Regions from separate parts of the Homo sapiens genome. Here region 1 is linked to region 2. Evidence: chromatin contacts called from ENCODE Hi-C or POLR2A ChIA-PET data. All regions are on one chromosome and are shown on one strand. Each heading gives the region's core, a stretch centred on a gene start or an enhancer-like site at or near the end of the contact. The rest is flanking DNA. Distances are from core to core; before and after follow the strand shown.

What was found. A loop is a pair of places that touch in the nucleus more often than their neighbours do. ChIA-PET counts read pairs that join two places held with the same protein, here RNA polymerase II (POLR2A). Pooled maps may share reads with other maps.
Region 1: a pooled map shows a loop between it and region 2 (1.9-fold over the local background). The contact joins the enhancer-like site here to the promoter of B9D1 in region 2. A Hi-C loop is called at or near these places in 1 of 50 pooled maps. POLR2A ChIA-PET finds 5 or more read pairs at or near these places in 3 of 52 experiments (Caco-2, H1 and WTC11).

Annotation. Positions count from the first base shown.
Region 1 is chr17:19,576,847-19,581,486 of GRCh38, forward strand. SLC47A1 (solute carrier family 47 member 1) reads left to right here. Exons shown (of 17, transcript NM_018242.3): 17 at 481-2,188. The coding sequence ends at 707. It also overlaps the pseudogene SLC47A1P1. Among named protein-coding and RNA genes, the nearest start is that of SNORA59B, 22 kb to the left of the region's middle. Within about 2 kb of position 3,050, at least 5 of the 41 ENCODE cell types and tissues checked have a DNase peak (open chromatin) inside an H3K27ac peak, as active enhancers do.
Region 2 is chr17:19,360,212-19,364,415 of GRCh38, forward strand. It overlaps B9D1 (B9 domain containing 1), which reads right to left and starts at 2,512. Exons shown (of 7, transcript NM_015681.6): 1 at 2,296-2,512; 2 at 109-177. The coding sequence starts at 2,358. It overlaps LOC105371573 (a long non-coding RNA gene), which reads left to right and starts at 2,566. Exons shown (of 3, transcript XR_934302.4): 1 at 2,566-2,960; 2 at 3,269-3,299. RefSeq lists enhancers at 1,972-2,111, 2,571-3,355, 2,912-2,981 and a silencer at 2,152-2,421.

The sequences.
Region 1 (4,640 bases), core at 1,800-4,299, 220 kb after region 2:
CTCCTGCCTCACTGCCTCAGCCTCCTGAGTAGCTGGGATTACAAGCATGTGCCACCATGTCCGGCTAATTTTGTATTTTTAGTAGAGACGGGGTTTCTCCATATTGGTCAGGCTGGTCTCTAACTCCCAACCTCAGGTGATCTGCCTGCCTCAGCCTCCCAAAGTGCTGGGATTACAGGCATGAGCCACCGCGCCCGGCTTCCCTGTGAATTTTAATGGAGAGGGCTACCTTATTTCTCTAGCTCCTGGGAGAGTGCTCCCTGGAGCACCCAAGCCAGCGCTGGTAGGATCATCGGTGTTCGTGAAGGAGTGAGTGGAGGGGCACTCTGCGATAAGATTTCTTTTATTTATTCACTGTAGCAATAGTGTCCTGAATTAACTTTCTCTCCACTATTAGCACATATTCCTTTTATACATAGCCCTTTATAAAAATGAAAAAAAAAATCCCTTTTAAGCTGCTAAGTTCCTTTTTCCTCCCAGGGTGCCCTGAAAACCTTGAAGGAATTTTAACGAACGATGTTGGAAAGACAGGCGAGCCTCAGTCAGATCAGCAGATGCGCCAAGAAGAACCTTTGCCGGAACATCCACAGGACGGCGCTAAATTGTCCAGGAAACAGCTGGTGCTGCGGCGAGGGCTTCTGCTCCTGGGGGTCTTCTTAATCTTGCTGGTGGGGATTTTAGTGAGATTCTATGTCAGAATTCAGTGACGTGGTAGGAAAGAAAGTCAGGTCAAGTGATGCTTTTGAGCTTACACACAATTCACAGGCCCACCAGTGACAATTTACTGTGAGTTAATGTCATTCAGGTGTGCCCATGGATTTTGAGGGCTGGAAATGCAAAGACACATTTTTCTATAAAAAGAAAAAGCAACTAAGGTTAAAAGCTATATTGTGGCCCAAGACACTGTCTGAAAGATGACATGAGTAGTAATTCACCACTATCTGAACCAAGCAAGGATCAATGTGCTGACTGCATTGGCCAATGGCTTTGATACTTCTGCTATTTTTTTAGACACAAACCCATAAACTAACTGCTTAAGAATTCATACTGCTTGAATTATGTAAAATATATTTTACAGTATATCTTTCCTTGGGCCTTAGATTACTATTCACTGGGCAAATGGTATTTGTTTTTGTTTTAATTTTTTTTTTAATAGACGGAAGTCTTGCTCTGTCATGCAGGCTGGAGTGCGGTGGTGCGATCATAGCTCACTGCAGCCTCGAACTCTTGGGCTTCAAGCAATCCTCCTGTGTCAGCCACCAGAGTAGCTGAGACTACAGGGGTATGCCACCATGCCCAGCTGGCATTTGTTAATCTTCATTTGAGGTCTAGATCTAGGCACTGTGGACACTGAAAAACAGTTGGGAAATCTTTCGAGCTGTGGAAATCCAAACAAAGACTGATAATTCCTGGTAGGGGTGTGTGCGTGACGTACTGCAGCCTCAACCTCCTGGGCTCAAGTGATCCTCCCACCTCAGCCTCCTGAGTAGCTGAGACCACAGGCGTGTGCCACCACGCCTAGCTAATTTTTTATACCAGGGTCTACCCTTTGTTTCCCAGGCTGGTCTTGAATTCCTGGGATCAAGCAATCCTTCCACCTTGCCCTCCCAAAGTGTTGGGATTATAGGCATGAGCCACCACGACTGGCCAGAGGACAAAATTTTAATAAAGGTCTTAGCTTAAGCAGTAATCCTACTTCATTAAGCCTTCCTGGGGTGCGGTACACACCGTTAATTCAGCAACCCTCAGTACATACTAAGTATGCTCAGTGCTGTGAAAGTGGATTACACCAAATTAAGTCATTCTTATCACACCCAATCAAAAGTCAAGAAGCCAGGGATAAAAGCACCTCAGGCACATAACATTAATCTAGTAATGTAATTCTCTGCACATCCAGCTGGTGAAACTGCGTGCTGTAAGCTGGGACCAGCTTTGTCCATAACTGCTGAGAGAACTTGCTGAAGCTCTAGGAATAATTTTGCCTGCCCGGTTGCTCACCAGTTGTAGCTTGCCAGCTCCCAACACCCTTCCTGGTGCCAATAAACTTTCTCAAAGAGCAATACTGACATTTCTTTTGATAAAACCTCCAGCCTTCTCTGTGTTGTTCCGACATACCGAGGACCAACTGGTCTACATGGATGCCCTGAACATGCAATTCTTTCTTCCAAAATAAAACATTAAATAGAGATTTTGCCTCTACATTTTTGACTTAGTGCTAGGATGGATATAATGCTCTAGGCATGGCCTTTTCCTGAAATAACAAAATCAGAAAAGTTACCTACTTTGAGTAAAAAACACCCAACTGCTGATTTTGGTTGGGGCCACCTTAAGGTATCTCTACCCTCAGTGCCTTGTTCTTGGGGCCACGAGGCCCATTCTCCAGGAAGGCAGGTAAAGGCTTGCACTGTGGCCCTCGGGGTTGGGCCTGGGGGCAGGGGGCAGACACCACAGAGGCCCCTCCCCAGCTCCTCGTCAGGAACCCTCGAACCCTGTCTCCATTCCCCTCGCACAGGACTCCCTGCCCTTCCCCTTGCCAGGTAGGGCAGGGACCCCCTGGGGATAAGAGGAGGTTCTTTCAACCACCAGCCACAAATAGCCGCGGCCAGGAGGCCACCCCGGGCCGCCAGGAGCAGGGAGGCTGGGGTCCCTGCGAGGCAGGACCCCTCCTCTCCCGGAAACACTGAACCCGCAGCAAGCCCAGGCCAGAAGCATGCCAGAAAGCGCCAGCCCTGTGCTCCGCGGGAGGATGGAATCACCAGCTCAGTCCTGTCTGCCCACCCTCTAGGCATTTTGCTCTTCCAACCTGACCTACAAACTCTCCTGATAAAAACCCGTGTCATCCAAAAGCACACGAGGGGTCCTCTCACGCAGGGACCCCTTCCCCGAGCCCCCTTCATAAGCCCCCAAGGGCCCTCCCGGTGCCCTCCCCCAGAGTTCTGCGGGCGGCGACCATTGCCCTGGGCGTCTGGAGCGGGTCCGGGACGGGGAGGGGCGGGGCTGGGTGGGATCGGGTCGCCCCCCTCACCCCCACACCGCGCTGCGGTCCCGCGCCCGCGCCGCCGCCAGCCGCTCCCAGCCTCCGCATGGAGGCCCCTGCGGCCGCCGACGCCCCGGTCCCCGCCGAGCTCCCCGCCGCCGCCAAGGACCGGCCCCCATAGCGGCTCCGGGCCCTCGGATGGCGTGACGGCTTGTGGGGCCTGCGGGGTGCGCTGCCCCCGGACCTGCGGGGGGAGGCGGCTGAGCTGGCGGCGCTCGCGGGCCCAGTGGTGAGTGCGGCGTCCTCACGCCCAGCCCGACGCCTCCGGAGCGGCCGCCGCGCAGGGGTGGGCGCGGGCTTCCAGGAGGGAGGGCGGCTGTGAACGCGCCTTGCTTTCCGCGCCTCCGCAGTTTCTTGCGCAGTTGATGATCTTTATAATCAGCCTCGTCAGCTCCATCTTCTGTGGACATCTGGGCAAGGTCGAGCCGGACGCTGTCACGCTCGCCGTCACGGTGGGTGCCTGATTTCGCCCCTGTAGGAGCCGACGGGCGGCCAAGGGTTAGGATTTGAGCGGTGTCCCCAGGCGCTGTGGCTCACGACTGTAATCCCAGCGCTTTGGGAGGCCCAGGTGGGAGGATCGCTTGAGCTCAGGAGTTCGAGACCAGCCTGGGCAGCATAGCAAGACCCCCGTCTCTACTAAAAATACAAAAATTATCCCAGCGTGGTGGCACCGCCTATGGTCCCAGCTACTCGGGAGACTGAAGCAGGAGGATCGCTTAAGCCCAGCAGATCGAGGCTGCAGTGAGCTGAGACCGCACCACTGCACCCCGGCCTTGGCAACAGAGCAAGACCCTGTCTCAAAAACAAACACACAGGGCGGGGCGCGGTGGCTAACGCCTGTAATCCCAGCCAGCACTTTGGGAGGCCGAGGTAGGCGGATCACCTGAGGTCAGGAGTTTGAGACCAGCCTGGCCAACATGGGAAAACGCCGTCTCTACTAAAAATACAAAAATTAGCCGGGTGTGGTGGCACGGGCCTGTAATCCCAGCTACTTGGGAGGCTGAGGCACGAGAACCGCTTGAACCCAGGGGCCTGAGGTTGCAGTGAGCCGGAATTGTGCCACTGCACTCCCGCCTGGGTAACAGAAGGAGACTCCGTCTCAAAAAAAAAAAAAAAAAAAAAAGGAAAGAAAAAAAAATCAGTTTGAATTGTATCATGTCTTATGCATCTTCCTTTACAGGTCTGGGACTGACCTGTGGCTTACCATTACCTGATTAGATTTGGAAGGAGCTCGTGTCAATACTTAGAAAAGTGTAAAACTGAAATAACTGCACTTTTTTCTATTATGAAATTAAATCAGGAGACTTTTAGGTAATTTAGGTTGTTTGCCATTAATTGGATTACACAGTACATTCAGCTCCCACCCTTTCACCCTTGTGGAAAAGCCTCTCCCATGGATTGAAATCACACCTCCTGGGACGTCTGTTCCCTGGCTTTTGTTAGTGATGTGGAAAGTTGTTTCTTCCTGCATTTCATCCAGGCTTTCAGAGAAAGTGGAAAACACTTCTGCTGGTGATGGTAGGCGGCTTTCCCTAGTCTCAGAAAATGTCCCCTGTGTCCCCGTGAGATGGGTACACACCCTAAGAACACGGAGGGCCACCGG
Region 2 (4,204 bases), core at 1,262-3,761:
CAGTCTCTACCTCTTAACTTGTTCTGAATGGGGAGGGGAAGGATATGACACCTTCAGAAACCCCAAAAGTCATGAAGGCGGTAAGGGAGGCCCAAGAGTCCAGCTTACCGCTGTGGGGGCCCAGTCCTGGCCGTACACAAAGCAGTACTTGCAGTAGAGGTCATCATACTCTGGAAACTGAAAAAAGCACAGACAGATTCTGTCGACTGGTATTCATGCTGAGGCCAATGCATTTGCTAGGCAGGTGCAGCCAAGGGGAATTCTGAACGTGAGACACCTGGGAGTGGGTCTAAGAGACGGCTGGAGATGTGTTCAGAGGAGAGGCTGAGGACCAAGAAGCGGGAGTCCACGGGAGACTCCCAGGTGCCACGGCCCCTGGCTTTTGCTCAGGCTCTGCCTTGTCTGATTTGTCCTTCCTACTTCATCCGGAAAACTCCTGCTCACCCTTCAAAACTTACCCTTCAGGGAGCCTGCTCTAACTCTCAAGCTGGTTTAAGGTCTCCTCTTGGCTCCCTTAGCCCCGTGCTTCCCTCCATAAAAGCAATGATTGCCTGTGTCTAAGTCTGTCAGTTCCTCTAGACCATGAGTAGAGAAGAGATTTAATGCCTTTCTGTGTCCCCACTGCCTGGCACAGGGCTGGGCACAGATAAGGTCTAAGGCAGGGGTCCTCAACCAGTCCGTGGCCTGTTAGGAACGGGTCCACACAGCAAGAGGTGAGGAGCAGGCGAGCAAGCAAAGCTTCAACTGTATTTACAGCTGCTCCCCATTGCTCGCATGACCACGGGAGCTCCACCTCCTTGTCAGATCAGTGGCGGCATTAGATTCTCATAGGAGCACGAACCCTACTGTGAACTGCACATGTGGGGGATCTAGGTTGCATGTTCCTTATGAGAATCTAACGCATGATGATCTGTCACTGTCTCCCATCACACCCAGATGGGACCATCTAGTTGCAGGAAAGCAAACTCAGGGCTCCCACTGATTCTACATTATGGTGAGTTGTATAATTATTTCATTATTATTTACAAGGTAATAATAGAAATAAAGTGCACAATAAATGTAATGTCCCCAAATCATCCCAAAACCATCCCTCGCCACCTGGTTTTCCACAAAACCAGTCCCTGGTGCCAAAAAGGTTGAGGACCACTGGTGTAAGGGAATGGTGCTGAAGTGAAAGGTCTGAGAACCCAGGAAGCCATCATATGCAAGGCTGGAGCTGAGGCCCTGAAAAGAGGGAGGTGCTGAGAGCAGAGCAGGGAGGAACAGTGTGACTGTCAGTGTGTGTGTGGCGGGGGGGTCGCTGATGCTGAGAGCACAGACACATGTGACTCAGCCCAGCCGAGAGCCCCTAATAGGAAAGGACAGGAGAGTGGGGAAAGACGGTCTTAGGCACTAGGCTAAGGCAGAGGCGGACAGGGTGGGAGCATGGAGTAGTATCCCTGATGAAATAGGAAGGCAGGAGACACCTACAAAGCATCAGGCCCTGTCAGAGCCTTACCCAAACCGTCTCAGTCAATCCTCACAATAATATTATAAAATAATAATAAACACCACCTCCAACAGCCTGGAAGGACAGTGTAGTGAAGCTTTGAGGTCAGATAGGCGTGGGTTCAATTCCCAGACAGGCCAGTTCCTTTGGTATATTTCCCCAGCTGTAAAATGGGGGTGTTAGTAGTGCCTATCTGGTAAGGCTGTAAGGGTGGACCAGTGCGGAGCACCGACTTTGGGACATATTGAGGACTTGGTGAGCGTTGGTTTATATTTACAATAAATGATTCCTCTAAAGTGTAGGGGGATGGGGAATAGCGTCCCTCGGGCCTAGCAGGCACACCTTCCTTGGGTCAATTCCAGGCCACCACCATTGTTGGATGGTTGGATTCGAACCCGAGTTCAAGGATCTGGGGATTCAGAACGCGGGACAGTAACTCCACACGGGACACAGCGCAAATGCTGGAAACTCGGCCAAGCCTCGGCTCCTCGCGTTAACCCCAGGAGGCTCCTGCCAGTGATCCAAGCAAGTGGGCATGACCCGTGCGAGGGCCCACAGGCTTGCCCGAGTGTGACCTCGGTACTAGCTCAACATCTCGAGGTCTGCTTCTATTCCTGCACATCGGGACTCAGGATCCGGGCAACCTCGCGCCAAGCTCTCCAATGCTGGCTCCCCTCCCCCGCCTAACCGAGAGGCTCAGAGGAATGACGTGGCTCTCCGGGGGCCACAGGGCAGCCCGGGGGGTTGCGGGAAGGGCCCCGGGGGACGCTGGGGGGCGGGCCCCGGCGGGGTCCACGGCCGCTCACCTGGGCGCTCTCCACCTGCCCGTTGACCATGAGTAGAAAGACGCTAGGACTCGCGGTCGCCATGGCAGGTCTGGGGGTGCCGGGGGGACCCACCTAGGCCGCGCGCGGTTGCTAAGAGACGCCGGCGTTGCCCTAGAAACAGACGGCGTAGCGCGCAGGACACGTTTCTTGGCAGCGACACCTTCGCGAAGGCCACGCGAGTGCGCGTGTGGCATGCGCAGGCGCAGTGAACGGGCGCCGTTATAAGGGGGCGGGGCACAAGGGGCGGGGATCCACGCCGAGGCTCCACCCCTCCTTAGGGCAGGTATGACCGAGAGCTGGGGCGGGAGCGTTGACCTGTCGGGTAAAGCCAGCCCTACCGCTCGACTCAGTTGCACGCGCAGGGAGTGTGTGTTCACTCTGACTCGGCCCGGCTCCCCGTCCCCGCCGAAGCGCAGAGGCGAATGAGAGCTGAGTCCTGGGGAGCAGCGCTCCGACTCACGCCCTCAGCAAGCCGAGTGTTTAAAATACATTCAGCCACTAGATGTCGCTGTGGCCCCACCGCGAGGACGCGGAGGGAGGCGCTGCAGAGCACGGGCGACGTGACCACAGCTGTCGGGGCTAACTCTGGAATGCCGGGTGCTCGGAGGAGCCTCCCCAGCTGGGGCCAAGCAGCGTCCAAGCAGGTGAAAAGGATGCGCCCCTGTGGCTTGGAGACGCTTGCCCTCGAAAAAGTTTATTAAACAAACTTGGGAGGGACCTCAAGAATCCTTACATCCAAGCCATCGCTCTTTAGTTCGAAGCTGGGGAAACTGAGGCCCGCAGCGGGCGGCGCCTGGCACCCCAATCAGCCAGCGCTCAGGGGAGTTGCTAGCCAAAATCCACGAATCTGTCAAGATACAGTCTTGTATCTTAGTGGCCTGTCACAGAGTAAGCACTTGGTAACTACTAACTTGTTGATAAATGAATAATTGAAGACATCTCCATTTTACAGAGGAGGAAACAGATTCAGATGGCAAAGGCAGGTAAGTAGCTAAGTCAGGATTCAAACCCAGGACTCCAGAGGCTAACAACCCTCACTGCCTCTGTCTTGTCCTGGGCCAGCCCCAACAGCATCTGTTGGCAGAGGTGTCAAAGGAGACGTTGGAGACATTATCTTGGATCCAGGAAATGAAGGGATTCACAGGTGTGTAGACTCCCGGGAGGCCAGGCTCCGAGCAGGGACCCCAGGTCATCACATTCTGCAGCTTCTAGCTTGGGAGCAGACTAGGGGAGTCCCATCAACCATCTGCACGAGGGAGGGAAGGAGCAGTCTCAGCCCAGCCTGCACCCACTGAACCACCCCCTGCCTAGTGAGCAAAGATATTTGATCAGGGGAGGGAGGCAGCGGGTAACCAGTTCACACATCTGACAAGAGCAGCTGGGGGAGGGGATGGGTGGGCTGGTGGCCCAAGTGCTGCACCCAGAGCCCAAGACAGGGCCCATTTCCCCTCCTGGAGAGGGGGTCATACTCCCTTCTTCCCCCGCTCTGTCCATCTCTTTCCAGTTAAAGTGCTTTCTCCCACACATTCTATCAGTCTCACCCAATTATTTCCTCCCTTTGGCCTTTGAGGCTCGGTGTTGCACACAAGTTAGTTTTCAGCAAAATGCTTGTAGTTATCGAATAACTGGGGGCTCCCAGTAGTTTAAGACCTGGCTATACCAAAGGTGGCCCCACATTCAAATAGGACATAATGGGGGAGTCTCCCCAAGGGGTGGGAAGTTCTAGGGTGGCCTTCAGGGGTACAAATAAGCCCGACCCCTGGGTGTTGGGGAATGGAAGACTCCAGGATAGGATGGGAGGGTGACCAGGCCTAACTTTAACAAGTCTAGTGGCATTAGAAGCGACTTTAGGAGAGGGGTCTCAGGGGCTTGCATAGGGGCTTGCATA